3 separate regions of the Mus musculus genome follow, and all the other regions are linked to region 3. A link is a loop called in an ENCODE intact Hi-C map of the cell type or tissue named here. Cell type or tissue: left cerebral cortex. All regions are shown on one strand. Each heading gives the region's core, and the rest is flanking DNA. Links, peaks and the distances in the headings are about the cores only.

Region 1 (9,983 bases), core at 1,209-9,208, 150 kb after region 3:
CACTTGTCCTCACATCTCACAAGTGTAAGACCATCACCCAAGCACTGAAGAAAAGGATTCAGAGAAAGGCAAGTCGACTTGGGCCTAAAACAAACTAAAATCCATTTCAGCTCAAACTCTGGCCATCATGCACAGTCAAATTAAACCACCCAGAGACTCACTCAACAGAGAGATGGTGCTGACTGCGCTATTATCAGGTCACACAGCCAGGCACGCAGGACTTCAGCTCCTGAGCTTGAAGGACTCTCCCGACTTCAACAGGGAAAAAAACAGTGTGTGGGGCAGGAGGAAGAAAACGATAAAGGAATTGTAAGCAAGGAAGGGGTCCCCATTTCGTCTCAGGACACTTTCCCCATAGTGACAGTTCTGTTTTCTGGATCCTGTTCTGACAAGGCTCCTCCTCACACGTCATTTTATGTTAACTTAGGAAACCGATCAAAGTTCACACGGAAAGGAAATTTATTTTAGTTATTTCCTGCCCACTAGAGGGCTCCAAAAATATTTCTTTCATGACTAGAAGAAATAAACCAAGCATTACAATTGAAGCATTCTATGAACCATATGAAATGTACTGACAAAAACCAATTGCCAGCATACCATTTGCCCCCAGACTACACACTGTTGATCAGCACCTGCTTCTTCAACCGAACAAGCGAGCATCAGCTGCTTCAGAGAACAGCACACCTCACTGTCTCATACAGCCTCTCTGCACATAGTCTCTAGCTTTCTGTTTTTGAGACAGGGTCTCACTGTACAGCTCTGGCTAGCCTAAAACTTACTTTGTAGACCAGGTCAGCCCTGAACTCACAAGATCCGCCTGCCTCTGCCTCCAGAGCACTGGGATTAAAGGTGTGCACCACCACCACACCCCTCACAGGTAGTTAGCAGACCCGTTTTTTGGTGTAATGGATGTCCTAAAGCTGTAAAGTGCAATTCTCGTCCAAAGTCCTAAGTTGTTTCCCAAACGAAGAAACACTGGCGTGAACACATCCCACGTGCTGAGGCCATTTCCAATGCACAGTGAGGTCATCGTCCTCATCACCATCTTTGCCTGTCTTCCCCGCCCCCCAAGTCCTATCACCCACATGTCACTACACAGACACAAACAATGGCTATGGCCCAAGGAAGACTACAAATTGTGAACTCAGTTTTAAAAACGTAAAGGAAACTTTTAAAATATGATTATAATGAAATTCTGCTCCAATATTTTCAGTTTTTTTCAGACACAGGTTGCTACACTGAGATATTAGTAAATGTATTTCCAACTCAATCCCTATTAACAAGGAAGAAAAATCAGCATCAGGAGGTTTTAAATACACTTAGGTTCCTAAACGTGTGTGTGTGTGTGTGCGTGTACACTGCAGAATGGTGAAAAGAAGGCTCCTTGCAAATTATTGTATAGAAGATGCAACAAATGCATTAACCACAGACACACTTTATCCTTCTAAATTTGAATAAAGTATTTTCTTTACAGTAAAACAAAAATGTATTTACTGTTTAAAAATAAATTTTAGTAAATACTACTCACAAAATTAAAACTAGTGTTAAAATACTGGTCACAAAATGAGCCACAATTATAGCCATAAAAAGACTTTATCCAAATGGCAATTGAGTTATCAATTATCATTCGTCTGGAAGGAATTACTGCAAATGAAACCGGGCAGGGGTTCTAACATCAGTGCCCCACCCCACCTCCTGGGCAGGATGTTTCCAGGGCTGACAAGCACCATTAAGATGTAAAGGAGCAGAAGGTTTGTTTCTAAATAGCACAGGGGAGAGCTGTCAACACTCGAAAGGTTCATATTACAGCACTGAACAGAAAGGCGATTCTGCACTTGCAAGTTCAGGCCTGTGACAGTTCATATCCTAATCAATTTAGAGCCAGGCTGCAAGGAGATGTTACTTGGTGGGAACATCTGTGCTCCTGAAGAGATGGCTTTCAAAATCATAAAATGGTAAATCGTGCTCCCTTCAAGTCACCAATGCAAACTCAAATTGTCAGGTTTTGGTATGAGGAGTTTAGCTATGAACAATTTCTAAGAAGGCAGTACTTACTTAACATTTAATGTGTGTGTGTGTGTGTGTGTATGTGCGCACGCGTGTGTGCATTTTGAGGATTCTACACTCTTATCAAACAAAGATCCTTCTGATGGAAAATTGAAATTTAAGTAATGGAAAATGGTTGTTTAAAGGATTTTCTCAACAATCATATTGTCCAGAAAGGTGACCACGAGATAGGAAACCCACTTAGAACTTGGAAGTCTACACAGGCTACCTCTGAGGAGCATCACAAGGCATTCTACGTTTATTACATAATATTGCTTTGCCCTTGCATATCACCTTTAATCAGGGACCTCAAAGCACCACTGGGTCATCAGGGCCTGAACACACAATCTCAGACAGACAAGCAGTGATAGTTTGTAACCGCAACTATCAATAGAACCTTGCCCCTACCTCAGTCCCCCAATCCCAACACAGCTTCCAATCTTCAGAGATGGCACTCCCCAAAAATCACCTCAATGTGCAGCTGATGCTGTACATTCCACGTTTTCTGTATCACTGGGCCCAAAGAAAGTAGTGGCCCTGCTTTAACTGCACACATCTGTTTCATTACAACTTCTCTAACAGAATAGAAGGCACTCAGGTGGGTGTAGCCTTCACTGTGCTGATGATATAAAATGGAGGCTTTACAAAGAGCAAATCTCTGCCGGAGGCTATGAGCCCACAGATCACTCATCAAACAGAGGAAGAAACATTTGCAGTTCTGTGTAGAGACCTCTCCAGGCAACTTCGAGAATAGTGTAAAGGGAACCTTGGCAGCCACTCAGGCAGGCAGGAGACTGTTCCCCCTGAACACATCAAGAAGGAAGAACAGCTAAAAGGACAGAGCCTGAGTTTAAAGACTCCGGAAGCAAAGGCTGCAAGCGCGGTGGCCACCCGGGAGGCAGGCCCAGTGGTTCCTTTGCATTTGAACAGCATATTAAGTGGAAAATCAAACAAACAAAATGCCTTTAAACCAAGGTCAAAATACACAATTTAGGGTCATTTTTCTTTTAAAAATATGTAAAACAGGTCATCTCTCCATAGAAATATTTGACATTTTAAAAATGCAACCATTAGCAAAGTTCAATCTTGGTTCTGCACTGTAATACATACACATTCAAATGTCAACTTGACATAAGTGGGCATGATTACATTAACTTCGATTCTTTCAGAAGGATTATTCATCTCCCAGTTACTTGCATTATGTCTGCCTTCAGGACTGCAAAGTGTCACTTCACGCGCCCACAAACCCACCCCTCAGCACTGTAAGGCTACACAGTAACTGTCAGTCAACACACTCGCAACCCTAACATTTAGAAACCAAAGGAAAAAGCCTCAATAAACAATAGCAGTTTTTGTTTCCAGTTCTCAACGCCCAGTGATCCAGGCTCAATAAACATGCTTAACTGGCTTAAAACAAACAATAGACAAACAAAAACCTAAAATGCAAAACTGTTAATTACTTGGTACCAAGAAACCTTGGAATATCTATATTTTAAAAAGGACGCTTTACGCCATAAACCTAGAATTGAAAAACATTTAAATAGCTCCGGTTGTCATAGCTGTTCGTTCAGCTAGACGTTTCGAAGGGCTCACAGCAAGACTTTTTCCAAAGAGGTGCGCCGCTGCCCCTGAAATGTATCAAGTGTGCACCTACGTCTGAACGATCTTGTCTGTCACTGAGCCAGACAGCCTCTTCCTACCCTAGGTATCCAGCTCGCCGCCCGTCCCCGGCCGTGTCCACACAGCCCTTGACGTTTTCCCGAAGCGTTTAAATCCAAGCCTTGAAAGCCTTCTAGCAATCGGGAAGGAATTTCCTCCGCTTCCACTGCATTTCCCTGCCTCCGGCGACTTAGGAAACACAACCGAACCAGTGACTCCCAGTGGTTTTAAAAAAAAGAAGAAGAAAAAAAGAAAGAAAAAGCTGCAAAACCACACCAAAAACCAGTGCTTCCTAAAAGAAAAGGGGGGAGGGGGGCAGAAGAGCCAACTTCTCCAAAGCCAAGTAGATTGGCTTTTCCAGAAGTGCCCCCCATTTCTCACCCCCGCCGGGCCCCAGAAACCTTCGCCCCGACGCCAGCGTCGTCTTCCGATTAAATAAGATTGGAAACCACACTACAATCCGAACGTCGGAACTTATCGTTCACTTACCATATCCGCCGGGACATGACTGGACATCTTGCCTTTTGAGAGTGGGCCAGAGGTTTACGCAGAAAACAAAACAAAAAGCAAGAGCAGAAGTGCTGGAACTACGGAAAAAATAAAAAAGAACCTTCACAATTCTGATCGGTTTGTGCTGAGCTTTTCCCAAAAATGAAAAAAAAAATAAAAATTAAAAAAAAAAGTAGAAGTTACGTGGGAGCACAAGAGCTTCTGGGGCGAGAGGCGCGAGGGGAGCCGATCGTCAGCAGCAGTAGCAGCTCCAGGACCCGCCGCGCCAGGTGGACAGAGCCGAGTGACACACGGACATGGAGCGGGGTGGGAGGGGGTTAAATGCGCCGTCCTCTTTCCCCGGCCCAGGCGGTGATTCACACGCGCTCGCGACTCAGGTCCTCATTAAAGCCCCGGCGACGAAGTGTACAGATAACTATGTGGCTACACATCGAGCGCCGAGCTGAAAGCGGCCGGGGCCGCCGAGAAGCTCAGCGCGCGCCGCGGGGCCGCACAGCCGGGCTGCGCGCAGCCGCGCTCAAGGGCATCGACCTCGCCAGCCGCCGAGCCGAGCCGAGCCGAACTGGGCCGAGCCGAACCGAGCGCAGCGCCGGGGGGGCTCAGGCCGCGGGCGCCTCAGCGCAGCCGCGCCGGTCGGGCCGCATCGCGTCTGGGCTCCGGCCGCCTCCGCCTCGCTGCCTGCCTTCCGCAGCGTCTTCCGGGGGCTCCTCCCTTAGCTTGGGAACAGCTCCCCCTCAGAGCCCTGACTCTCCGCCTCCTCCTCCACTTCTCAATCCCACACGCCCCGGCCGCCTCCTGTCATCGCCTCAGCCCAACATGGCGGCGGTGGCCCCTGCTGGTGCCCGAGAGCCGACTTGGGAATAGCGCCCCCCACCTCCCCCGCCCCCGTCTGCGCTTGTTCCGTTCGTCACAACGGAGCCCTCTCGGAGCATCATGGGAAATGTAGTTTGTGCAGGTGAGGGGAAGGGGCCTCCGGGGCGTCCTTGCCCGCATCGATGCCACGCCCCCGCATAGCAACAGTTGCTAGGAAAGGATAGCGCCCTTGTCTCGGTTCAGTTTAGAGGCTCTTGCTCTGGAGTCAGTCCCTACCTGTGTCCAGAAATGCCATGATCACGCGGATTGTTGGAGGAAAACAACTTGCACGGAGAAATTCCCTCGCGCACTGTGTAGACACAGTTAAAATAGGACACACCGTGGTGCAGAAGCATGTGTTTTAATCATTGCAAGTTCTCCACATCCTGCAATCTCAAACCATTTTATTGAGTGAGTTAATCTTTAGGTCTCCTCAACATGACAGTTTGAAGATCAGAAACAATCATTGATTTCCAATAAGGCCGTGGAAGTTCAACAGAAACAAGACTCTTGTGAAGCAGAGGCAATGTCTGAACACACGTTTCCTGAAGTCCTAGGGCCATAAAGCTGCAATCCGCTTAATTGAAATGACCAGAAACTATATAGTGGTAGTGGAGACTACATGTAGATTCACCACTTCCCAGCCTAGCCCCTGTTTGACCCGGTGACGTAATTGTATTGTGAATTTAAAACAGCATAATATAATGCCGATGCTAGAATATTTAGGTGAAAAAATAATGTCTACCACGGATCTAGGATCAGAATACAGAAACCACAAGTATTCAGTTGAGCCTTATTCATATCTCAGACCTTTCGGAAGGGCAGTCTCCACACGATACTATTACACCCACCTACAGTTGTGACCTCACCTAAAGGCAGCCTTGCCTACCTTCCAGGGCTAAAGTCTGGGTGCTGTTAAGGATGATTTCATGCATGGCACATACATCGTTTTGTAAATAACAGCACATCTTCTGACGTGAACGGTGGCTACTCATCCTCTTTCTCTCTCGACGCACAGGTGCACCACAGGCTCTGCGGCCACTGAGAGTTCAGACGTGAGCTATGCAGTCCCTGTTGTCTAGGAGCCTGCGTCATTCCCCAGAACCATCTCCCCAGTCACGTGTTCCCTCATCGGACGGGAACTCACGGGACACTTCAGAGGACCTACTTGTCTCTTGAGTGGCGGCCTGGCTGAAGGCATTCCATACACTCCTAGGAGCCTACATCACAGACCCAACTCCCTAAGAATCCAAACGTAGAGGAAAACAGAGGCCCAGGCTCACCCCAATGTGGCTTCCCTATTTCAGCATCTGTGGGTTCCATGGTTTTCTACTCTTAATGTAGTTTCTCTCCGTGTGTGTTTAATAAGCACAGAACCCTTCCCCACCATGAACCCTTCTGGAAATCCAAACAACTGAAGCTTTTCAGTCCACCAACAGATTCTGAAGGAGTACTGCATTACCATTTAAAGATGTTTACCACGTTAATTCCCCATGCCACACCTACTCTCAGCCCCCTTTCCCATGCCACGCCTACTCTCCTCAGCCTCCTTCCCCCTCCCCACCACCCACCATGGCTCTGACAGACCTAAGTGCTGTTGAAAGGCAAGAAGCAGAAGTTGGCAGAACGAAGGAAAGCTGTCCGCCAGCCCCATTGCCAGGGATGTAATGACCCCTACTTTGAGCCCAAAATCACACAGCATGTCTTCTACGGGATGCTGTCTGCCACTGCCCCTTCTGTATAAGGCCGCGCCTTTTAAAAGTAAGCTTGCTGCACCTGGTTGCATTTCTAACTACTCAAATAAGACAGGCTGAGATGTTATTATCCACAAAACTCGTTGGAACCCTCTCCTGACATAATTCAGGCATGAAGGAGCACTGCAGAACACAAACGGATTTCTCTGCCGTGCTGCCTTTACTGTGGAGCGTGAAGTGAGGGGCTGCAGAGAGGAGCCTGCCGGGGCACAGCAGGGAAGGGTGACACCATCCGTCCTCGAATCTATTGTCAGCATCACCCGGGAGGCAGTGGATGACACAGCAGTTTTGATATGGAAAAACTAACCTCACAAGAAATCAAAGAGCTAACTCTGCCGCGAAGGCGTCTTTGCTGATCCCCTCTGCCTCTCTGACGCTCTTCCGCACTTCCGGGGAACTTCATCTAAATCTCTAAGGGCCTTTCTAAGAATGGATGATGACACCGCGGGCCCCTCAGCCATAGCTGCTGCTAAGTTCGTAGAGCTGAGAGGGGTTTTCTGAGGCAGAGTCAGGGGGTCACTGGGATGAAGAAAATTATTAGAGAATTAGGTTATGGCAATGGTCACGGCTAGGTATGGCGTGGGAAGCCCGCAATCCCGGCCTTTGTAACAAGACCCTGTCTCAAACAAGGCAAAACAAAAATGTGCAAAACTGTGAATATTCTAGAAACTACTGATTGTGCACTTTAGAAGTTCTTTTTCAAGCTTTAAAGCAAGCGCGCGCGCGTGTGTGTGTGTGTGTGTGTGTGTGTGTGTGTGTGTGTGATGTGCGTGTGGCTACCTGCAGAGGCCATTTATGGGCATCAGGGTCTCAGGAAATGGATTTATAGGCAGTTGTGTGCCACCGTATGTAGGTGCTGGGAACTAAGTCTAGGCTCTTGGCAAGAGCAGCCAGTGTTCTAACCACTGAGACATTTCTCTAGTCCTAGAAGGGCTTTTTGGCAGTGGTGTTTTGTTATGTTTTGTTTTTTGTTTTGTTTTTTTGTTTTCTTGTTTGTTTTTGTTTGTGAGACCGTGTTTCTCTGTGTAACCCTGAATGTCCTGGAACTCACTTTGTAGACCAGGCTGGCCAGAATCTCAGAGACCTGCCTGTCTCTGCCTCCTGAGTGCTGGGATTAAAGGTGTGCGCCACCACCACCCTGGCGGGTTATTTTTTAATAGCAGCAAAATACATATAAATTAAATTTACCATCGTAACCTTTTTTAGTTGTTCAGTTCTGTGACATAAGTCCGTGCACTCAGAAGAGCCCTCCTTCCCTCTGCTCTCTCATTCTTCAGCTTTGTATTCATTAAACAACTCCCCTCCCCAACTCTCCTCCCCTACTCCTCACTTTCTGTTTAGACAGTTGTTTTCAATTCTATTCAGTACCTCAGGTGAAGGGAAAGAACACTTGTCTCTTTTTTTGGCTTTTTTGAGACAGGGTTTCTCTGTATAGCCCTGGCTCTCCTGGAACTCACTTTGTAGACCAGGCTGGCCTCGAACTCAGAAATCCGCCTGCCTCTGCCTTCCAAGTGCTGGGATTAAAGGCGTGTGCCACCATGCCCGGCTAGAACACTTGTCTTTTTGTGTATGGCCTGTTCCCTTTGGTATAACGTCTTCAAGGTTCATCCCTGTTGAAGCCTGTGACATTTTTTTCCCTTCATTTTTGGAGAGTAAGTAATAGACCATCATTTGCATATCTGTGGAAAGACCTTCTCACTACTGAGAACTGGCTGGATATAGAAATGATATCCCAATAAAATAAGAAATATATTTATATATTTTGATATATGTATATATAAAGTATATAAAAATCTCAACATGTAAATCATATCTCAATAAACGTTTCCAAGAGGTCACAGCGGCCGTGTAGAGTCTAAAGCTTGTCTCTTCTCACACTTATCCTTTAAGTGCTGCCCAAGCAAACTGGATGAAAGTGAGGCCAGAGAACAGGATGGAGAATGAAGCCTCACATGCAGGCTACAAAATTAACAGAGGAGAAAAACCTGCTGGCCAAGGCTGACTAGAAATGGCAGGAGCCACCGGTACAGTGACAGAGATACTCCAGATTGTCCGAAGGTGACCTGTGGCTCGTGATACAGGTCATGTGATAAGCTGCACACACCCCTGGGTGGGGATTGAAGATCACTAACCAGAAATGTGATGCATGAAGCAACAGGCAGAGTTGGGTGAACAGAGCATGCGTGGAAAAGCCTGAGCTATGCAAATGGCCCCCCAAAGCCTCTGGAAAGTAAAAGCTCTAACGTCTTGTACAGCACAGCTGCTGTGTTTCTAGATGTCCAGGCTCTGCCCTGCTTCATTAGACACATTGCAATGTGTCCAATAATCCCTCCCATTCAGCTCCCACCAGTTCATCTCTCTGGTCAACTCCTTGTTCTAATATACCAGGACCTAGAACCCTTCTGGATGTGCCCACCAAACCCAGATACCCACCCGGATCTAAAGAATTACTCGGCTTATACTGCAGAGATGCTTCCGTCAACAAGGCAGCTTTTTTATGTGCCACCAACACTCACATAAAAAAGCCGCCTGCTCATGTGACCCTGGGACAGAGGAAGGAAAAGAGACAGAGGCTCAGACTCTCAAGCCAGCTATGGTAGCCAACGGGAGATCTCTGGACTCATGAGAGATTCTGTCTCAAAAACTAGGTGGAGAGATAAGGAGATACCTCTGTGGGTCAAAGCATTCCCCACAAAGGCTGAAGATGTGAGTTCAGATCCTCAGAACCCAAGGAAAAGCCAGATAGAGTGGTTTAAGCCTCTGTAGGAGACTCAGTGGAAGGTTGGATGGTCACTAGCTGCCTAGCCTGGTTTATATAAGAAGATTTAAAACAGTGGTTCTCAACCTTCCTAATGCTGTGGCCCTTTAATATAGTTCCTCAAGTCGCAGTGACCCTCCAATTATTTTTGTTGCTTCTCATAACCATAATTTTGTAACTGTTGTGAATCGTAATGAATCGTCTGTGTTTTCTGGTGGTCTTGGGTGACCCCTGTGAAAGGGTCATCCAATCCACAAAGGAGCCACAAGCTGCAGATTGAGAGCCATTCTTCTGGAAAGGTGGAAGATGAGCACTAGCCAGGAAAGGTCTGATTGCTACGTGCAGGCCATGGCATACATATAGGCCCCAGACCACAAGAACAGGCATGTGCACTCTCACATATC
Region 2 (9,983 bases), core at 1,212-9,211, 53 kb after region 3:
ATTCTCTCTGGAACCTTCCAAGAGGAAGTAGCCCTGATGACTTCTGACTTGTGGCCTCCAGAGGCGTAGGAAAAACTTACTTCTGTTGTTTGAAGCTACCAGTGTGTTATCATTCATTACAGTGGCCCCAGGGGTAGCAGAGGGGGCCGTTGTTCTGTCTGCTACACCTGTTTCCAACCTAGAACTGGCCATTATGAACTTAGGGTCAGACAGGTGCAGGGGTCTCTGGACATGAATAATGGGCCAGAGAGGCTCTCTTTGCAAGCAGCGATGTAGAGATATTCAGAAAGTCTTAAGGTGGGAGAAGGAGTCCTGCTCGCCCTGGGGATGTGCTGGGCAAAGTCTGTGCCCCCACTCCTTGCCAGTTGGTTTGCACAAGCCCCCTCTTATCGCTGCATCTTGGGCTCATAGGGTACCATCCTCTAAACAGGACATGACCTCAGGACTCCACACACCACATTATTCCCTCAGGCCACTTTACCTTCTTGAGTCCCCTTGGGTTTAGATGATTCTGGTCTCTTTAGTCACCTGCTTACCAACCATTCTTCACAATGCCCACACGTGACCAATCCCAGCTTTATGCTTAGATCTCTCTAGTTTTCCTCCAAGAAGAATGTTCAAGTTTTCAATGGTCAGTGTGTTGGTATCAAGAGCCAGCTTGGCAGATCTGCTCCAAATTCAGGGATGTCGCACATAGGTGGCATCTGTTGCCAGGGCAACCACATACCTTCCCAGAATCCACTTCCCACATTTACCTGCAAACAGGTTACTTACATCACAGCCTAAAGAAAAGACAGACCCTTCCTCTCTTTCCCCTCTTGGTCTCCAATAAACCTCTGCCATGTAGAGCTGCTTTGTTCTGGTGTGGTCTGTCTGGACACGAGCCACCATTCTACCATATCCAGCAGAATAGGCATCCCACGGTTGGGACGCCACACCCGCTAGCAGGACGCTTGACAGGGCACCTGTGGTGGTGTAACTGGCCCGGCAACCATAAAAATTCTAAAGAGTCACTTATGTGTCTCGATCTGTCAGATTGTTGACACAATGGACCCCTGAAAAATGGGAATTTCCCCAGAGATCTCATACTGGGAGAATATAAGGCACTAGCCAGAGGGTAGCTTATCTCTGGGGAGAGATTTTGAAGGGTCCTAGGAGTTGGCACAGAACACACCCAGACACCAAACCCTCAGCACAAAGAAGATTTATTTATGCCAGAAGGATCAGGCAGACAGCAATGGCCAACTGACACATGACCATTTTAAAGGCTCTATCTCAGGGAAAGGAAAAAGGTCTTATCTCTCCCCCGAGAGGGCTGGGGTGATGAGGTAGCCAACTTGACATCATGTAGCCTGTACCGTTTTTTATGAAGCAGTGTGGTGGGTTGGCCTAATGCTGCTTGTACTCTAATGCTAATATTGAGTCCCAAGGCTGGTTGCCTCAGAGAGGAGAATCCACACGTAAGACGCTAAGGACCCTGCCCCCGGGTTATTTCTGATTGGTAAATAAAGATGTGGACAGCTAATAGGTGGGCAGAAGACAAATAGGCAGAATTTAGGTTTCCCAGGCTTGGTGTCAGAGGAGAACCAGGAGGGGGCAAGAGTGCAGGAGAAAGAGGGAGAAGCTACAGTGGATTATGAGTAAAGAAATTGTGGCCCTGGGGGCCGGCCAATGGGAGTTAAGAACAGCCCAGATGGAACATAGTGAGTAATGACTATCAATAGGAAAGTAGATTCTAGCAGCATAGAGGGTAGGGTATCTGCCTAGCTTTTGTGCTGTGTAAGGCTTATGGTAGATACAAAGGTTATGTGTGCCTTTCATCCTGGATCTTGTTTTCTCCCCTCCCTTGGCTCAGAGATCCCACCATACTGTCTATGGGTGATGGTAGATGGTGGTCGTGGGTGCCGCAGTAGAGAGAGAAGCTCACCAGGGTGCTAAGCCTTCTTGGAAAAGACTAGCTCACTCCAGTTACTTTTATTCACTAATCACACAAAATTAATTCGGACTGGGAAAGGTTGCAAGTACCAAAGTCATCTTCCCCTTGATGTCCGAGAGTGCAGACCACCCGCGCAAAGCTCAGTCCCTTCCGACCATGGCGAGCCAGAATCAGAAGGAAGAACTCCAGGTTTGCCAGGAGTGTCTTAGGACCAAGGTTGGTGCAGCTACAAGCTCTTGTGTAGCACCAAGTGCCGATTCTCCAGGAAGAAAACATTTCCTCGAGGTTCAAACAGACTCAGAACAATTTCTCAGCCTCTCCTGATTAACCCCCAACATAGCAAAAGCTTTGCTGGAACATTTCACTCATAGCCAGACACAAAGGCTATGCATGACTACAGCAGGTGACCACCACGGCAAATAAGAAACTTTTCTGAGCTTTCTCTTCATTAATTCACAGGCTCCCTTCCTTAATCCTTCCCATGGAACTCATCACACTAGCAACTCAATCCCTCACCGACCAAATGACTCATTTTCTTTCTTTCCTTCTCTCTTTCTTTTCTTCTCTTTCTTTCCTTCTTTCTTTCTCTCTCTCTCTTTCTTTGTTTTGTTTGTTTGCTTTGTTTTTTTTTTTTCGAATCAGGGTTTCCCTGGCTGTTTTGAAACTCACTCTGTAAACCAGGCTGTAGACCTCAAACTCAGAAATCCACCTGCCTCTGCCTCCCAAGTGTTGGGATTAAAGGCGTGCGCCACTACTGCCTGGCTAGTTTTCTTGATTTGTCCGTAAGCAGCCTTCTAGATGCCAAGATGGCTGCACACGGAGGACGTGCCTGAGGGTGGATTTGTGCTTCCCTCTTGGACTCAGGGCAAGAGCTTCTTTGGGGGCTTTGAAGAAGAACCCCCCACCCCCACCCCGTTCCGCCCTCCATTCCCATCGATTCCTGCCTGCCATTCTCTTTGGGAAGACTTTCTGATCACAGCAGAGAGAGACACAAATTCAAGAACTAATGAAAGGAACAGACACACAGCTGGAAAAGAATCAGATAAAATGGTTCAACGGCAGGTGTGTCTGGCGCCACTCCATTCCTCCTATTGCTTCTAAACCCAACGGTCTGGTCTGAGACTCCTAGGGTATCAGGGTAAGCTCACTCACGCCTGCAGGCAGTGCAGCCCAGTGGTCAGGAGAGCACTCTTATTTCCTTACCTACCCTGGTGTTTGTGGACTCTGTTTAGGGAGTGGGTAGAGCGTTGATTTGCCAGAAATACTGTTCGGTGCAAGGCTTATCCTTGAGAGCGCTCAGCTCTGTCCATTTGGGCAGCAGCCCCATTATAGACTCTGCTGGAGAGTTTACAGGGATTTATGTCTAACTCTGGCTTCTGAGACACGCCAGGCAAAGGCTGGAGATGGAGCTTAAGGTCTAGCTCACAGTGGGCTTTCCCAGAATCATTCCTTTTCTTGAATATCATCTCTGTGTACAAAAACTCAGTCCGTCTGGTTTTCTTTTCTTGATGCTAAGGGGACGGCTAAGCAAGGAAAATGCCTGACTCTTCCCTGCCACCTGCATGTGGATGTTGGGATTCTGCGCTGGCCGCAGCTCCAGGTTGAATTGCGCGGATCTCTGCCTTTGTTACAAGCAGACCAGAAATCTGAGTTTGTCTCAGGAAAGGTCCTGCGCTGGGCGCTCGCCTTGCTTCTCTAGGTATATAGCGCCCTCTGTTGGCTACCCAGGCTAAATGCCCCAGGTGTATGTGTAACCTTTCACCCACTCACCCAATTGCCCATTGCTAAGTGCCAGGCTCTGTCTGGAAGTTCAAGATATAAAAACGCACAAAGTGAAATGCTTTTTTTTTTTTAAATATATTTCACTGTTGAGTATTTTTTAAAGATGTGTTTTAGCCGGGCGGTGGTGGCGCACGCCTTTAATCCCAGCACTTGGGAGGCAGAAGCAGGCGGATTTCTGAGTTCGAGGCCAGCCTGGTCTACAAAGTGAGTTCCGAGACAGCCAGGGCTACACAGAGAAACCCTGTCTCGAAAAAACAACAACAACCAAAAGATTTGTTTTATTTTTAATTATCTGTGTTTGTGTGTGTCTATGTGTGGTTATGCGCATATGAACACAGATCCCCTGGAATTGGAGTCACACATAGTTGTGAGCCACCTGGTGTGGCTGCTGGAAACTGAGTTCTGGTCAACTCCTTTTCTTTAAAAGGTGATACCAGTGCTGGTTGGTGTCTGGATTGGAATGAGTTTCATTTTAAGAAATTTCTGAAGAATAAGGACGTGGGGTCTGAGTGTCAAGTAGTCCCTTTTGGGGTCATATTTTGCTTTCCAGTGGCTGGACTCTAATGCAGTGCTACACAAAGGGTTTAGCTCCTCGGGCATGGGGGGTGAGAGCAAAAACCCCAAGCTCGCTACCTTTCTCTTCCCTTGTCCTACTGATCTTTTCTTCCCCTCCCAAACTGCAAACCCACCTTTGATTCCTAGCAATGACCATAGAGAAACATTGCTTTTTCTTGCCCCAACCAAGTTCATAAAAACCGGGTTGTGTTCGAGGCGCCCTCTGGAGGCCAACATGTGTCACTACAACCCCTTCACCAAGCCAATTCGTAAGAGTATGAGAAGCAGTGCTCACCGTTAGAAAGATGGAGAGCAAACTTTTTAGTTTTTTTTCTTTGCAGGATTTCTGTGTCCTAATTATCTTTTAAAGATTTAAAGATTTATTTATTTTGTTTATATTAGTACACCATAAGAGAGCTTTGGCTCCCATTACAGATGGCTGTGAGCTGGTTGTGGTTGTGTGAGATGGATGTGGTTGCTGGGATTTGAACTCAGAACCTCTGGAAGAGTAGTCAGTGCTCTTAACCTCTGAGCCACCTCTCCAGCCCGTCCTAATTATTTTTAAACTTCTGTTTTAACAGAACAATTTTGTTGAACCCTAATTTACTCACCTAAAGTGCACAATGTAGGTATTGGCATAGGCATACTACCATTGTAAGACCATTGCCCTCTTCCCTAAATAAATCCTACCCCCCCCCAAAAAAAAGAAATTCTACCGATTAATGGGAATTCCCTATCTCTGACCTCTTATAACCATTAATATGTTTTTTCCTATGGACTTGCCTTTTCTAGACATTTTGTATAACAGGTGGCCTTTTGGTCTGGCTTCTTTTACAAAACAAGCTTTTGTTTCTATCTTGTTTACACCTTAATTTGAATTACCATATAATTTATCACCCAAAGTGCAACATTTCCAGAAAGATGCTATTCATAATTGTTATACCACGGCCTAGGGCTACCCATGCCCAGCCAGGGAGGACATCCCCACATTCAAAGAGAAGAACGGAGTCACCCACGATTCTCCCCAGTCCCCCAACTGCCCACCACCCCTCCCTAAGTCACAATTACCAAACCTTGCTCAGCACCCTCTGGTCTCTCGGAGCACTGCAGTCAATTTACTTCCACGGTTGCTAATGCTGTTTACAGCTGAAGTATGCTTATGATTTATGGGAAGAAACAAGACTAATTTCCCCCAAAGAAATGAGAACCGGCAGTTTTGTTTTTCGTTTTGGGGAACCGTGAAATTTGACGGCGGCGGCAGAGGTGGAGGGGGGGGCAGACTAGGAAAGAAAGCAGATGCAGAAAGCAACACTGATATGATAAATGGGGAAGGGATGTTAGAAACGATGGGCCATCAGGAAGTTACTCTAGGAGGCTTAATTGGGTGGGCCATGCATGGCGCCTCTGAAAAGGGCAATGTAATTACTTGTTGTTACGCTGTTACGTGCACCTGGCTCACTGGCATCTCTCGCTGTGATGGTCTCTGCTGTACAGAAGATCCTCCCTGTTTGTAAGCAAATGCAAATTTTATTATTCTTTAATTATAAGTATGTATTGAGCCGACACAGAAGTTGCACAGACGTTGACCTGTCGCTTGCTTGGTGACAGCGGGTCCATCTGCTGCTGACAAGATAGCTAAAGTACTTTGCAGCAGACACTCTGACTACCCATTCTTCCTTGCTTCGAGAGGGTTTGGTCAAACAGCAAAATTTGTCAACAGAGTTGGCACTGGGGGTGGGTGGGTGTCACATGTGTAATATATTCTATCACAAGAAAGGTGTCCTTGTCCTCTGTCACACTGCAAAGCAGATACAGGCTGCCATGGAATGCAGCTATGTAAAGGGAAAAAATTGTACGTTGTAATCAAAATATCACACACACACACACACACACACACACACTCACACACTCACGCGCGCGCACCCTAGGCTCTTAGCAAACTAAATTCTTTAAGGAATTGAATAATTAGACCAAGATTTTGTGTTCTGAATTCACTAATGAGGCCATTTGGACCACCTGCCGTAGCGATCGCCCTCTACAGAGCCTGACTTCGCAGGGTTCCAGGAGCAGACCTAGGACCGCAAACCTCCAAGCCAAGGAGTCCAGTTCTGGTCCCCACATGCAAACGCGCCCTCCTGGTGTCCCTAGCAGCCTTTGTTTGTGTGTGTTTTGTGTCTGGGCTCATCCATCTGGCTCCCCTTCTGCCACCTTTCCCTTCTGTTTACACCCACCATTCTCAATTTGTCTTCCAGCTCTTTCTGCACCAATTACGCTATAGACAGATTTAGTCTATTTCTGAGCCAGCTGCTCAAATACGCCCTTTTCTGCATTGAAAAATACTCAGAGCAGGCCCCCGGCCACCCACGAGGATTCCCAGACTCCGAGTCTGGAAGAAATTCATAGAAACTTTTCTGATTCTGGTGCTATCCCCCAAATTCATTCATTGGGAACAAAGAAAAAAAAGGGGGATATTGATTTTCCAAGAGTATAAAGATATGGATGCCAGCTAGAGGCCCCAGGGGTTGTGCAGGCAAAAGATTAGAGGACTAGACCCACTTGGAGCAGGTCTTTCCTGATACTGTACTCTGCAAGAGTTTGGCCACGCCTTCTGAGAACAAGGAGCCACTGACCCGCACCTTGCAGGAAGAGCTGGGCCCCGCCCTCAAGGTCACGAGCTGTTGGCGCTTATTCAGGGTGCTGTTTGTGCAAATGCCTTTGTGTTTTCAAGCATGCTTAAGACAGGACCATCTTTGCCATCATCTTCCAGGTCTAGAAAAAGGGGTCCTTTGAAATGAGTGTGGTGTTCCAAGGAGGGGAAGCCCCTCCATCACTGTCCCAAGACGGGTCTAGAAGAGTTCTGACAGGGTAGGGGCCTCATGCTCCAGGATGGCTTGTTCATAGGAGAGCTGCATATTCCTTTCAAAGCCATCCATGCACACAAAGATGCCCTACTCCCCACAGAGGAGCAAGCCTCAAAATCTACGGTGCAGCCGGGCAGTAGTGGCGCATGCACGCCTTTAATCCCAGCACTTTGAAGGCAGAGGCAGGCAGATTTCTGAGTTCGAGGCCAGCCTGGTCTACAAAGTGAGTTCCAGGACAGCCAGGGCTACACAGAAAAACCCTGTCTCGAAAACAAACAAACAAACAAACAAACAACAACAACAAAAATCCACCGTGAAAATTAATTCTATCAGGTTCTAGGCATCTGTGCCCTGCTGAATTCCATGCAAGGAATGACCCCCTGCAGCTGCTACCCACTCTGGAGCAGAGCATGGTCTCCCTTTGTCCTCTGACAGTCCCTGCTCCCCAGATGGTTGCTCTTCAGGCTTCCAGTGGAGCACATGCAGAATGTCCCACCTGTCTCCAGGTATGGGAAACCAAGTCTCAGGCACCACAGCAGAAGGGGAGCCATTATGCCTGGGGCCAGATGGAATATCTACAAGCTACTTATACATAAAAGTATCTATTATGTGCCCGAGGTAATTGTTGTCTTCTATGGTTCCTGCCTCCTTTTGCTAACCTAGGCCTAGTCCTGGAAGCGTCTAGCCTCTGTACAATCGTATCTAGGCCTGGAAGGTTTCAGCCTCTGAGACCTGCTGCTAAATAAGCTCTTTCTTGTTGTTTCTGAGCTCTGGCTGGCTGGTTCAACTAAGCTATTCTGGCTCAAACTCCTCTCCCAGCTGACGTATTCAATCTGGCTTTTCTCTCGGTCTCTGAATTGCTCTGCTTGGCCTTGAACTAACTTTAGCAATCTGTTCTAATCTTTGGGCTCCTTCTCATTCTCTTGCTCCTTCTGTCTTTATCTGTGTTTAGCTTGTTCTCTTCAATCTGTCTCTGTAAAACTCTCCCAGTAACACTGCCTCCTCCCCCCTCTCAGTGCTGCTCCACTCTCCTTCTCAACTCTACTGACTTCCTGCTCTGTACTCTCTTACTCCTGTCCTGTCTGTCTCTCCTTTAAGTAGCTTCCCTTTCCAACTCTTCTCCTGAGAGTTGGGCATATCCTATTCTGTCAGATCTTTCTCTGATTCATCACTTTGTCTGCCACTCAGGCATCTCTTTCAAACATGGGTGCTTCCTTCTACAAACTAATTTTAGCTTCAGTGTTTGAGATTAAAGGTGTGTGCTAAGAGTTGAGCCACACCCTAAGTAGAAGCAGGTTCAAATATCCTGTCACACCTATGGGCAGCACAAAGACCTCTGGTCAAGCCCGAAGGCAGGAAGGATCTGGTCCAGTACTGACCCAGGTCACTCCAGGAGTTGTTGGTGCAAGGATCTCTGAAGGAGAAATATGCAGAATCGCTGACTGTAGGATAAACCCAAGGATCAAGCCTCCTAACTCCAACTAGCTCCTATGCACCCTGATCAACATTTCAAGAAATATATTACACACTTTACACATACAGCTGCATGTGTATGCTTGTACACAGGCACCACACACACACACACACACACACACACACACACCTGGTATTGTTCTGAGCCATGAGGTGCTTCCTGCATCGGGGAGCAGCATCTATGAAGACTCCACATAAGACAGATCTCTGTGTATCAGCTTCTCAAAGTGAGATCCATGTATGTGTGATGTCAATGGCTCTGTGAAGTGTTAGAAATGCAGGCTCCACCCACACCTCTGAAAGCACCCTGCCCTCTAACAAGATGCTCTTATGATTTATGCACATTTAAATATCAAGACTATTCTAGAGGTTCTGTTCTGCTCCTAACAAACTCCATGAGCTAGGATTCCCTAAGCTTCAAGAGTTCAGAGAACTTGCTTATATCTGCATAAGAGAAAGCAGAAGCAATGGGATTTGATCCTAGAACAGAGGGCCATTTCTTTAATCAGAGCCCTTTCTTGTTAGGTATATGTGCCTCAGTATGAACCTTTTACTATAAAGACCAAGTGAAGGGGTTGATTTGGTTTGTTTTAACACACACACACACACACACACACACACACACACACACACACAGAGGGAGAGAGAGAGAGAGATTTTTAAAGTGGATTGAAGAGGTAATTTGGAGACTAAGGGCACTGACTATTCTTCCAGAGGCCTGTACCAATATTTCCTTTCCTACTTACAGTCCCTACTCCTGTTCCTGCCTAAGCAACTGAAGCCCCCAGTGGAGCTCTACCCTGAAGATATAAATACATTTAAATTGATCTCATATGCCTCCTATTGTATTGAGCATGGTGACCTGGAGCTGGCAGCAAAGTTTGTCAATCAGCTCAAAGGGGAGTCCAGAAGAGTGGCACAGGACTGGCTGAAGCAGGCCCAAATGACCCTAAGCAGATAGTGGAGATCCTGACTGCATACACCAGAGCCGTAGGAATAGGAACCACTCAAGTGCAGCAAGAGTAAGGCCTAGGAAGAGTTGTGTAATGTCATATCTCATATCAAAGAAAATCAGCATTGGTATCTGCAGGCTTTGCAACAAGGGTCCCAGAATTGTCCAGAAGTGAGCAGGTTCCAAGTCCTGTGTGAGATGTTAACACCTGTTACATTTACCGTCCTTACACTGCTATCATGCCAATGAACTCCAGGAGGCTTTATTTGCAACTTGTGTAATACTTCCTGTTTTTTAGGTTTTACTGATCAGGCTTGTGAGCCACTCAAAATAATGTTTGTGATCCCTACTATTGATTCGGCCCTAGGGTAACTCACAACCTCCTGTAACTCGAGTTTGAAGAGATCCGTTGCCCTCTTCTGGC
Region 3 (9,983 bases), core at 833-8,832:
CCTGTCCAAGGGAGCAGTGTGTGTGTGTGTGGGGGGGGGGGATCCATGTTCTAAAAGGAGGATGCCTACACCTTGACCTGGTGTATTAGTCAGGGTTCTCTAGGGTCACAGAACTTATGGAATGTCTCCATATATTAAGGGAAATTATTGGAATGACTTACAGTCTGTAGTCCAACTAACCCAACAATGGGCAGCTGTGAATAGAAAATCCAAGAATCTAGAAGTTGATCAGACTCAGGAGGCTGGGTGTGCCAGCTGGGCTTCTGGCTAAGCTGGAGTCCTGAAGAAGTGGGTTCCAAAAGACGTGCTGGCAAGTAAGTGCAAGCAGGCAAAGACTGAATCTTCCTTCTTCCACTGTCCTTATGTAGGCCTCCAGCAGAAGGTGTGCACTGCTGTGTTTGAACATAAGCTTGACTTGAAACTTGCTCTGAACCCAGGCTGGCCTTGAACTCAAGAGATCTGCCTGCCTCTGTCTCCTGAGATTAAAAGTGAGCACCACCTTTGCTTGGGTCTAAGCTTTTCATGACCACTATGCCTCAAAACCCACAAAGGATCAAAAGTGTGCGTTACTTCATGTCAAGTTCCAGGTCAGAAGCTGGTGTCTTCCAGATGCAAGATCTAGATCACAGGTGTGCCCTCCATTTCTGGATTGTAGTTCATTCCAGATGTAGTCAAGTTGATAACCAGAACTAGCCATCACACCTGGGATCTCATGCTGCTGGCTCAAGGTCCAGAGAACCCTAAGGCATTAGGACTCTAAGTTCAGAGTGTCCCCAACCCACAGGGCAACCTCAACACCAGACTAACACCTGGAGGAGAAAGTGATCCCAGCTTTGGGTTGGCCTGCACAAACCCCAGAACAGGTAGCTTCAACGGTCCCAAGAGAGTCCATCAGTACAAGCCTGTCCTTTGGTGGTGAAGGTATCCAAAAATTTACTTGGAGAAATTCTCAGTGGTTAAGAACACTTAAGGAGGACCTGATGTTGGTTTCCAGCATCCACATGGGGGCTCACAGCTATCTGTAACTCCAGTTCCAAGGGATCAGACACCCTCTTCTGGTCTCTGGGGGCAGTGAATATATATGGTGCACATACAGAGAAAGATATATATATATATATGTATATGTATGTGTATATATATATATATATATATATATATATATATATATATATATATACACACACACACATACATACACATATGTAAAAATTTTAAATAAACATGAAGCCAGGCATGGTGGTGCACACCTTGAATCTCAGTACCTGGGAGGCAGAGGCAGGTAAATCTCTGTGAATTCCAAGCAAGCCTGGCCTAGATAGTGAGTCCCAGCCAGGGAAGCTAAGAGCTAAACACTGAGACGGTGTCTCTAAATAAATGAAATTTTTGAAAGGTTATTTGCAGTGACAGGCATGGTAGTGTGTACATATAACCCCAGCATTCTGGAGGCTGAGCCAGCAGGATCTCATGTTTGGTCTATACAGCAAGTCTTTGAATGAATGAATGAATGAATGAATGAGAGAGAATATACTAGCCATTTTATTTTGTGTCTGCCAAAATCTTTTTCTCCCGGGACTGGAAAGATGGCTCAGCATTTAAGAGAGACTATTGTTCCTCCAGAGGACCCAAGTTTATAAGCAGCACCCATATCAGACGTCAACAACCGCTTGTAACCCAAGCTCCGAGGGATTCAACACTCTCTGGCTTTTAGGGGTACCCACACACGTGACAAATATCCACACAGACACATCCACATAAATAAAAGTAAACCTTTAGACTAGATATAAATGAATAGCGTGAATGTCCCTCTTCCACCCAACAGGATTCTTGACCAGCCTACCCCTTTCCCTCAGTACAGCATCTTGCTCTCTCCTCACATAGAAACCCTAGCCAATCTTACTGGATGGATTGTTAAAATGTATCCAGGCAGTGGGCCAGGGGACACAGTCCCTAGCATATGTTTTGCATGTGAGAGGCCCTGGTATTAATCCCAAGCACACACACGAATCTCAAATACCCACTCCCTATGTCCCCAGCCCCACCCCACCCCCAAGGGGCCAACTATGAAGAAAACACTAGGGCAGTGGTTTCCCAACCCTTTGGGGAGTAAACAACCCTTTCACAGGGGTCCCATATCAGATACCCTGCATATCATATATTTACATTATGATTCATAACAGTGGCAAAAATTACACTTGTGCAGTAGTAACGAAATCATTTTATGGTTGGCGGTGACCACAGCAAGAGGAACTGTATTAAAGGGTTGCAGCACTAGAAAGGTTGAGAGCCACCGCTCTAAGGTCTTATCTATAGGTCCTGCCTGGAGTGATGACTAAGAACCAGATGAAATACCAAGACATTTCAGGAGATGCCTGTAGGTAACATGGCACAGATATCCAGACAAGCACCAGGTTACCGGGTATTTCTTCCCCTAACCATGTCTTCCTTCTTCATACTCCTCCCTAGGATTAGTAAATACTTCTAACTCTGGAGAAAGGCATAATTTCCTGAGCATAATGCGACCATGTATGTAGTTACTTATTTCTGCCGGGCGGGTCTAATGAAAAGAATGCAGGCTTAAACAGCAATAAATGCATTTAATTACATCCCCCCAAAAAAAAAAAAAGTGTCCTGGGGCCTGAGAAAAAATAACCCGGCCTGTCAGGTGCCCACTGTGCAAACCTGCAGCTGAGTGTGCAGGAGACCCCTGGGTACGCTCTCCAGCTCTGCATGAACTGGGATCCGCGCAAATGCCTGTAATCCCAGGGACACAGTGGGAGGCAAAAGGATCAAGGTCATCTTTTGCAAAGTAGCAAGTTTGAGGCTGGTTGTGAAGCTGGGTTGTGGGTGGAGCACAGGGTGAGGTGGGGGTGGGGAGAAACTGATCTACCAAATATAATAATGACCATGTGTCTTAGAAGAGAAATCCCGAAGGGAGCCAGCTTGTCTTCATACCTTTAAAAAATAATAATAATAATCTAAAACCTGTAATTATGGGCCAAGAAAGAGCCCTGGGGCTGTGAGATTCAGCCCTAGCCACTGGGGTATCTCTTATCTCTACTTAACTAGTTCCTTTGGTTTATTCACCCCCCCCCACCCTCCCTTATATACCCTCTAAATTTCACCCTTAAGTAAAACATGATCTCAAAACGCTAAACTTTTCAGAGCTGTTTCAATTCATGGGGTGACTTTCCCCCTCTAAATGTCTATTCTGATCTCGTGAGTCACGCCCTTTTGTTTTAGTGGCAGAAGGGTGTGCTCTAGTCAAAATAATAATTTCCATTGAGACCAACTAAAAATACCAGGGGGATGACTGTGTCGAGGTTTCCTATTATCTTAACCACACATGAAGGGCAAGAAATGTTACAAAAATCCCAATTACCAGCTGACTCCATGACAGCTAAGACAGTCAACCAAAAGATAACGCAGAAGATAACGCTCCGGATTCTAGTGAAAGTTTACTCACCTTTAGAAGAAATACACCTATGGTTGAAACCCTGTCCTCCTGCACGTGAGAGTATAACTGTGGGTGCTGGGAAATGTAGTTTTTTAGTTTGTTTTGTTTTCCTGACAGCACATGTCTGCCTATCCCAGCACATGTCTGCCTATCCCAGCACATGTCTGGCTATCTTAACACACAAGTCCACACAGCAGTGGGCTGGAGCGAGCGACACTGGACTGCTCTGCGGACACCCTTGGCTGGTGACCTGATCGTGCCCAGGAAGTCTTCCACTGGACAGAAACACACGGAGCACAGGTTGTCTACGGAGCCGGAAGAACTTCCTCCCACTCCACACCATCTGGAAGAACAGTCTGTGCAGGCCGAATCGGGTCACAAGGAAAACCCACCCAAGAGGGAGTCCCTCCAAAGGGACCTCTGGAGACTATGAGGCGACCCGGAGGACAGGAATCTCAGGTCTCGGGTCATGCCTGCGAGACCTGACAAGAGTCCATCCTGCGCGCGGCTCGGCTGACGACACTGCCCGGGACCGCGTGGCGGGGCGGGGTGCCGCGCACCGCGCCATGTAAGGGAAGGTCTCCCAGACTGCCGTGACTCCGGATGCCACCCGGGGCAGCCTGCGTAGATGGGTCCCCGCGCCCACGTGGAGCCTACACACGGCGCCACGCGTGGCGGGCGTCACCCGGGTCGCCCGTGTTCACTCCCTCCCGCTGTTGCATCATGCACCACGCCGCGCCTGCAAAGGACCAAGATGGACTCGGAGGAGGCGACCGGAACACTGGTGCCCGCCCCACGCACCCATCCCCCGGAGATGGAGAGGATAAGAAGAACCCTCGCCCTGCCTGAAACGCCACCCGAGGCCACACACACAGACACACACGCACACCGAGGTGACTCAGGCTTTCAGAGCTTCCTGGGCAATCACAAGGATCGCGTACTCACGGAGGAGGCGGCAAGATGTTGAGCTGTGTGGAGACCGCGGGTAGAAAGCCTCTCACACCTGCTAGCTGAGGGGATGGCGCACGCGGGCGGAATCCGAGCCGGTTTCATCAGCCGCGCGCCGCCCTCCGCGGGCCCCACGGCCACGGCCAGTGCTGCGCGTCAGCTTCCAGGGCACCAATGACAGCGCCGCGCGGCCGCGCCCCTGTGGGCGGGGACACCCGAGACCGGGCTTCCCCGCCGGTTTGGGCGCCTCCCGCGCGCGCCCTTGGTCCTCCGCAGCCGCAACTGAGCTTGAGTCAGAGCTGATGGCACAGGCTGAGGGGTGCGAGCCCCCTCCTGGGGAGCCACGGACAGCTGACGACCAGGTTTCTTGCTCCAAACTGGATGTAAGACACATTTTAAAGACTTTTTTTTTTTTTGGACTTAGTTGTAAATCTTCTTTTGACATTGGACTACTTTACGGCTGTGCCCTAGCTAACGCCTTAGCCTCCGCCTTGGTCAGGAAGGGCCCCAGAACCTGCAAGCCTCCCTTTGATACAAGGTAGTTCCTCCACATAGCCAACAGAACAGTTCAGGCAGTTCACACCCGCGGGACTCTCCCCAAGTTTAGTACCCAAATCTAGTCTTCAGGGTTCCTTCTGATCTCTGCTCCAAAATCGAGAACTACAGTCTATAGGGCTGAGGGATGGCTCAGCGGTTAACACTGACAACCCTTTCAGAGGACCCAGTTCTGACTCCCCACATGGGGGCTCACAACTAATCTGTAAGTCTTGAATGTGATGCACAGACATACACAGGTAAACCATAAATATGCATAAGATAAAAGTTTTTATAAAGAATTATATCGAAGCCCGGCAGTGGTGGCACACACCTTTAGTCCCAGCACTTGGGAGGCAGAGGCAGGTGGATTTCTGAGTTTGAGGCCAGCCTGGTCTACAGAGTGAGTTTCAGGACAGCCAGGGCTATACAGAGAAATCCTGTTAAAAAAAGAGAGAGAGAGAGAGAGAGAGAGAGAGAGAGAGAGAGAGAGAGAGAGAGAGAGAGAGAGGAAGGAAGGAAGGAAAGAAGAAAGAAAGAAAGAAAGAAAGAAAGAAAGAAAGAAAGAAAGAAAGGAAGAAAGAGAGAAAAGAAAGGAAAAGAAAAGAAAAAGAGAAAAGAGAAGGTGGATGCTATGTGTGTTCTCAAGTGTGCCTTATCAGTAAAGGGATTCATTGTCAGCCACAGCTGTTGATACTCCCATAGAATTAAACTAACGATGTATTAATTTATATTGCCCAGCCAAAAAGTCTTAATGAATACGTAGAGGGAGGTGGATAGCACTAAAGCACTTCTAACACTTGTAAGATAACATTAAAGCACTTCTAACAGCGTTTGTGATAATAACAAGGCATCAAACATGCTTTGTTTTCCAACAGCCAACAGAAGTAAGTGTCAATCATGCGGTGATGAACTGATTCCTGCCAATCTAGTAGGGAGGTCTCCTGAATCTTTACCAGGTGCCCCCTTCTCACAGAGGGAAACCTCCCATCTTTCAGCGCCCACCAGCTTTGCCTTCAGCACCAGATGAGTATCTGACTCCGAATTCGAACGCTATTCACTGTGTGTCCTCCACAAATCGGCACACTACTGCTTATGAAAATTTACGTTCTCTTAAAAACTGCTTGCCCTGTCCTCGTCTGGGATTTTGGTGTGATACAGGTCCCGTCAAACAAGCTGAAAATCAAAAAACGGAGTCACGGGTAATAAAATCCCACACCAATAAGCTGAAGCTAAACTGACCTCTCAAGAAATTAGGAAATTAGCGATGACCAGTTTATGTAATGATTCTCTGTGCATAAACCCTTAACCAAAAAGAGCAAGCTGGATCAACCAGATATTAGGCAGCTTTTTCTCTATTGTCCCTTCTCCCTGCCTCTACTATGCAGAGACAGTAACTTCTACCTGCTTTCTTCAGCTCATTCCTATCTAGAAGACCAACTTCAGCTTTACTGCTTTTGTTTTGCTTTGTTTTTGTTTTTGTTTTTGTTTTTGTTTTTTTTTTTTTGAGACAGGATCTCACTATGCAGCCCTGGCTCTCATGGAACTCACTTTCTATGGACCAGAATGGCCTCGAACTCAGAGACACATCTGCCTCTGCCTCCCCAAGTGCTGGGGTTAAACGTGTGTGCCACCAAGCCTGGCTACAATTAAGATCTTTAAACCATAGTTTTGTTATTTGACTCTGTGTGTGTGTGTGTGTGTGTGTGTGTGTGTGTTGCACACATATCACATGTCAGTGTTCAGACATGCAGAGGCCAAAACATGATATCAAGTGTATCCTTCTATCACTGTCTGCCTTACTGACATAAAGCAGGATCTCTCAATGAGCCCCCACACTCATCACTTTTTGGTAAGGCTGCCTGGTCAGCGAATGCTTGTAATCTGCTCATTTCTGCCTCCCAGTTTGGAGGTTAAAGGCACATGCAGCCATTCCCAGCTTGTAAAGTGGGTGTGAGATTCAAACGGGTCCTCGTGCAATGCACTCTTACCCGTGGAACCATCTCCCCAGCCCCTGTGATTTTGATCGAAAGCCAACCCTTTGAGCTGGGCAGTGGTGGTTCGTCCCTCTAATCCCAACACTCAGATTTCTGAGTTTGAGGCCAGCCTAGTTTATGAAGAGATTTCCAGGACAGCCGTGTCTACAAAGAGAAATCCTGTCTCAGGAAAAGGTTCAACCCTTTCATGTTTGAAATACAATTGTGGGTTTGTTAAATGTATATGTGTGTGAGCCGGCATGACTTTAGGAGCACCACGTGCGTGCCAGAGACCATGGAGGCTAGAAAAGAGTATTAGCTAGTTACAGGTGAGCCACCATGTGGGTGCTGGGGACTGAACCCAGGAAGAACAGCCAGTCCTATTAACCACTGAGCCATCTCTCCAGGCCCTGTTTTGTTTTGTTTTTTTTTTTCAAACTGGCTTTTGGCTTCCAAACCTTAAAGATATTCCACGTGAAGAGCCAACCTAGATTCCATCTTTCCTAGGGGATTTTTTAGCACAGTTTCCAGTTCAGTGACGCCTCCCATGAAGCAGCTGGCCTCCCACGGAGCAGCTGGCCTTCAGACTGACAAGAGGAATCCCTCAGAATCAGGGCCCATGAAAAGTATCCGGTGCTTTGAATGAAAATGTCCCTCCTAGGGAGGGGCACTAGTAGAAGCTGTGGCCTGTTGGATTAGGTGTGGCCTTGTTGGAGAAAGTATGTCACTGGGGGTGGGCTTTGAGGTTTCAGACACTCAAGTCAGGCCCAGTGTCTGTCTGTCTGTCTGTCTGTCTGTCTCTCTCTCTCTCTCTCTCTCTCTCTCTCCTTCCCTCCCTCCCCCTCTCTCTGCAGCCTATTGATCCAGATGTAGATGTTGCTGTCTTCAGACACACCAGAAGAAGGCATCAGATCTCATTACTGTTGGTTGTGAGCCACCATGTGGTTGCTGGGAATTGAACTCGGATCCTCTGGAAACGGCTGAGCCATATCTCCAGCCCCCAGATGTAGAATTCTCAGCTCCTTCTGCCTGTAGGCTGCCATGCTCCCTGCCATGATGACAATGAACTAAAAACTTCTAAACTCTAAGTCACCCCCAATTCAATGTTTTCTTTTATAATAATCCTGTTATTTGCTAGGCAAGATGGCACACACGTATCATCCCAGCACTCGGGACGCAGAGATGTGTAAATCTCTATGAATTTGAGGCCAGCCTGGTCTACAGAGTCAATTTCAGGATAGCAAGAGCTATCCCTGTCTCAGGGTAGAAAAAGTTGCCATGGATGTGGTATTATAGCGATAAAATTCTAAACTAAAATGAAGTGACTTCAGAGGAGAAAAAAAATCAATTTGAAGCAGAGAAACCCAATTGTGGTCAAGGTCTCACAGAAGATGCTGGTAGCCCTGGCTCAATACCATGACAAACAGCAAAGGTCCTAAGGCACCGTGACTGAGAGGTCTCCATCATCGCCAGCTGAGCCAAGATTCCAAAAACCCTCACAGAAAGAGGTTGCTGGTCTTAGCCCCTGTCGGACATCTTGTAAGTCACATCCTCGTCTAGGACCATCAGGCAGCACAAGGCATTAAAAGGACCTAGAATCAGAATCAGTAAGGCAGATGCAGGCTGGTTCTGACCCAACCCCTAACAGCCTGAGGAGAATGTACTGGGTTACTGTAATCCTTGGTTTCTTTGATTTCCAGTAGAGATCATGCTAGTTGCATAGCGTTACAAAGTTCATGGCACATATGAGAGACAGATCCAAAGATGGACAGATTAGACAACCTATAAACAGGCTTACACACATCTCCACAGATCCTCAATAAAGGTGCAGATATGACTGGAGAGATGGCTCAGCAGTTAAGAGCACTGACTGCACTTCCAGAGGACCTGGGTTCAGTTCCTAGCACCCACATGGAGGCTCAGAATGGTCTGTAACTCCAGTCTCTTGGGATATGATGCCCCCTTCTGGCTCCTTCAGGCACCAGGCGTGTACTTAGCACACAGACATTCATGCGGGCTGAGCACCAATACACATACAGTTTTTAAATTCATTGCTTTTCATTTTTTTAAATCATGTGTGTGTCTTTGTGAGTGGGTACCACGTGTACAGGTGCCCATGGAGTATGACAGGTCCCCTGAAGTTGTAGCTAGAGGCAGTTCAGCTGCCCAACATGGGTGCTGGGAATTGAACTCAGATCCTCTGGAAAAGCAACACCTGTGCTGAGACATCTCTTCAGCCCAAAGGAAAATCATGTTTTAAGTGCAAAGTCTCTTCAATGAGTACTATTAGAATAATGGCTCTCCACGTGGGAAAATAAATAAATAACATAAGGAAAAGAAATAGAACATAACCACCTTACATTAAAAAAATTCAAACAAACTGCGGTGGTTTGAATGAGAACGTCTGTAGGCACAGAGAGTTTAATATTTGGTCCTCAGGTGGCTTCACTATCTGGGTAGATGTGGGAGCTGTGGCCTTGAAAGAGGAAGTGTGTCAGTTAGGATGGGCTTTTTATAATTTCTATAAATTGTTCTGGCCACAGTGTTTCATCGCAGCAATAGAGAAGTAACTAATGGGTGGTGGTGGTGGTGTACACCTTTGATTCCTGCACTCAGGAGGCAGGCAAGTCTCTGAGTTCGAGGCCAGCCTGGTCTATAGAACAAGCTCCAGGACATCCAGTCTTACCCGCGTTTCGGCACCAACTCTTACACGCGTTCTTGCGACCGGCCAGGAAGAACACAACAAACCAGAATCTTCTGCGGCAAAACTTTATTGCTTACATCTTCAGGAGCCAGAGAGCAAGAGAGCAAGAGAGCAAGAGAGAGAAAAGGAACAAGAACAAGAAAGCAAGAGCAAGAGAGAGAAAAAGCAAGAACAAGAGAGAGAGAAAGCAAGAACAAGAGAGAGAAAAAGCAAGAACAAGAGAGAGAAAAAGCAAGAACAAGAGAGAGAAAAAGAATGGCAAAACCCCGTCCCTTTTAAGGAGAATTATCCTCCGCCTAGGACGTATTACTCCCTGATTGGCTGCAGCCCATCGGCCCAGTAAAGGCAGAACACATGGCGGGAAAAC

The links. Hi-C counts contacts between places; a loop is a spot of excess contacts. Peaks named below come from ENCODE experiments on the same cell type or tissue, not always from the same donor. Only the 100,000 strongest peaks of a DNase experiment are listed, where the experiment ranks them.
Region 1: it touches region 3 in a loop (2.0-fold over the local background); 5 of 42 quality-filtered maps call a loop at or near these places.
Region 2: it touches region 3 in a loop (2.3-fold over the local background); 4 of 42 quality-filtered maps call a loop at or near these places.

The regions. Positions count from the first base shown.
Region 1 is chr5:148,547,759-148,557,741 of GRCm38, forward strand. Ubl3 (ubiquitin-like 3) reads right to left here and starts at 5,030. Exons shown (of 5, transcript NM_011908.2): 1 at 4,195-5,030. The coding sequence starts at 4,221. In left cerebral cortex, for the core only: a CTCF peak has its summit at 5,044 (motif pointing left); DNase peaks (open chromatin) are centred at 2,797, 3,294, 3,759, 4,200 and 3 more places; H3K4me3 peaks cover 3,536 bases; H3K27ac peaks cover 3,211 bases.
Region 2 is chr5:148,447,515-148,457,497 of GRCm38, forward strand. No RefSeq gene overlaps it. Among named protein-coding and RNA genes, the nearest start is that of Slc7a1, 53 kb to the left of the region's middle. In left cerebral cortex, for the core only: CTCF peaks have their summits at 3,648 (motif pointing left) and 4,508 (motif pointing left); DNase peaks (open chromatin) are centred at 3,623, 4,491, 6,009 and 6,547.
Region 3 is chr5:148,395,330-148,405,312 of GRCm38, forward strand. It overlaps Slc7a1 (solute carrier family 7 (cationic amino acid transporter, y+ system), member 1), which reads right to left and starts at 4,575. Exons shown (of 13, transcript NM_007513.4): 1 at 4,400-4,575. In left cerebral cortex, for the core only: a CTCF peak has its summit at 4,660; DNase peaks (open chromatin) are centred at 3,731, 4,530 and 7,475; H3K4me3 peaks cover 1,679 bases; H3K27ac peaks cover 1,405 bases.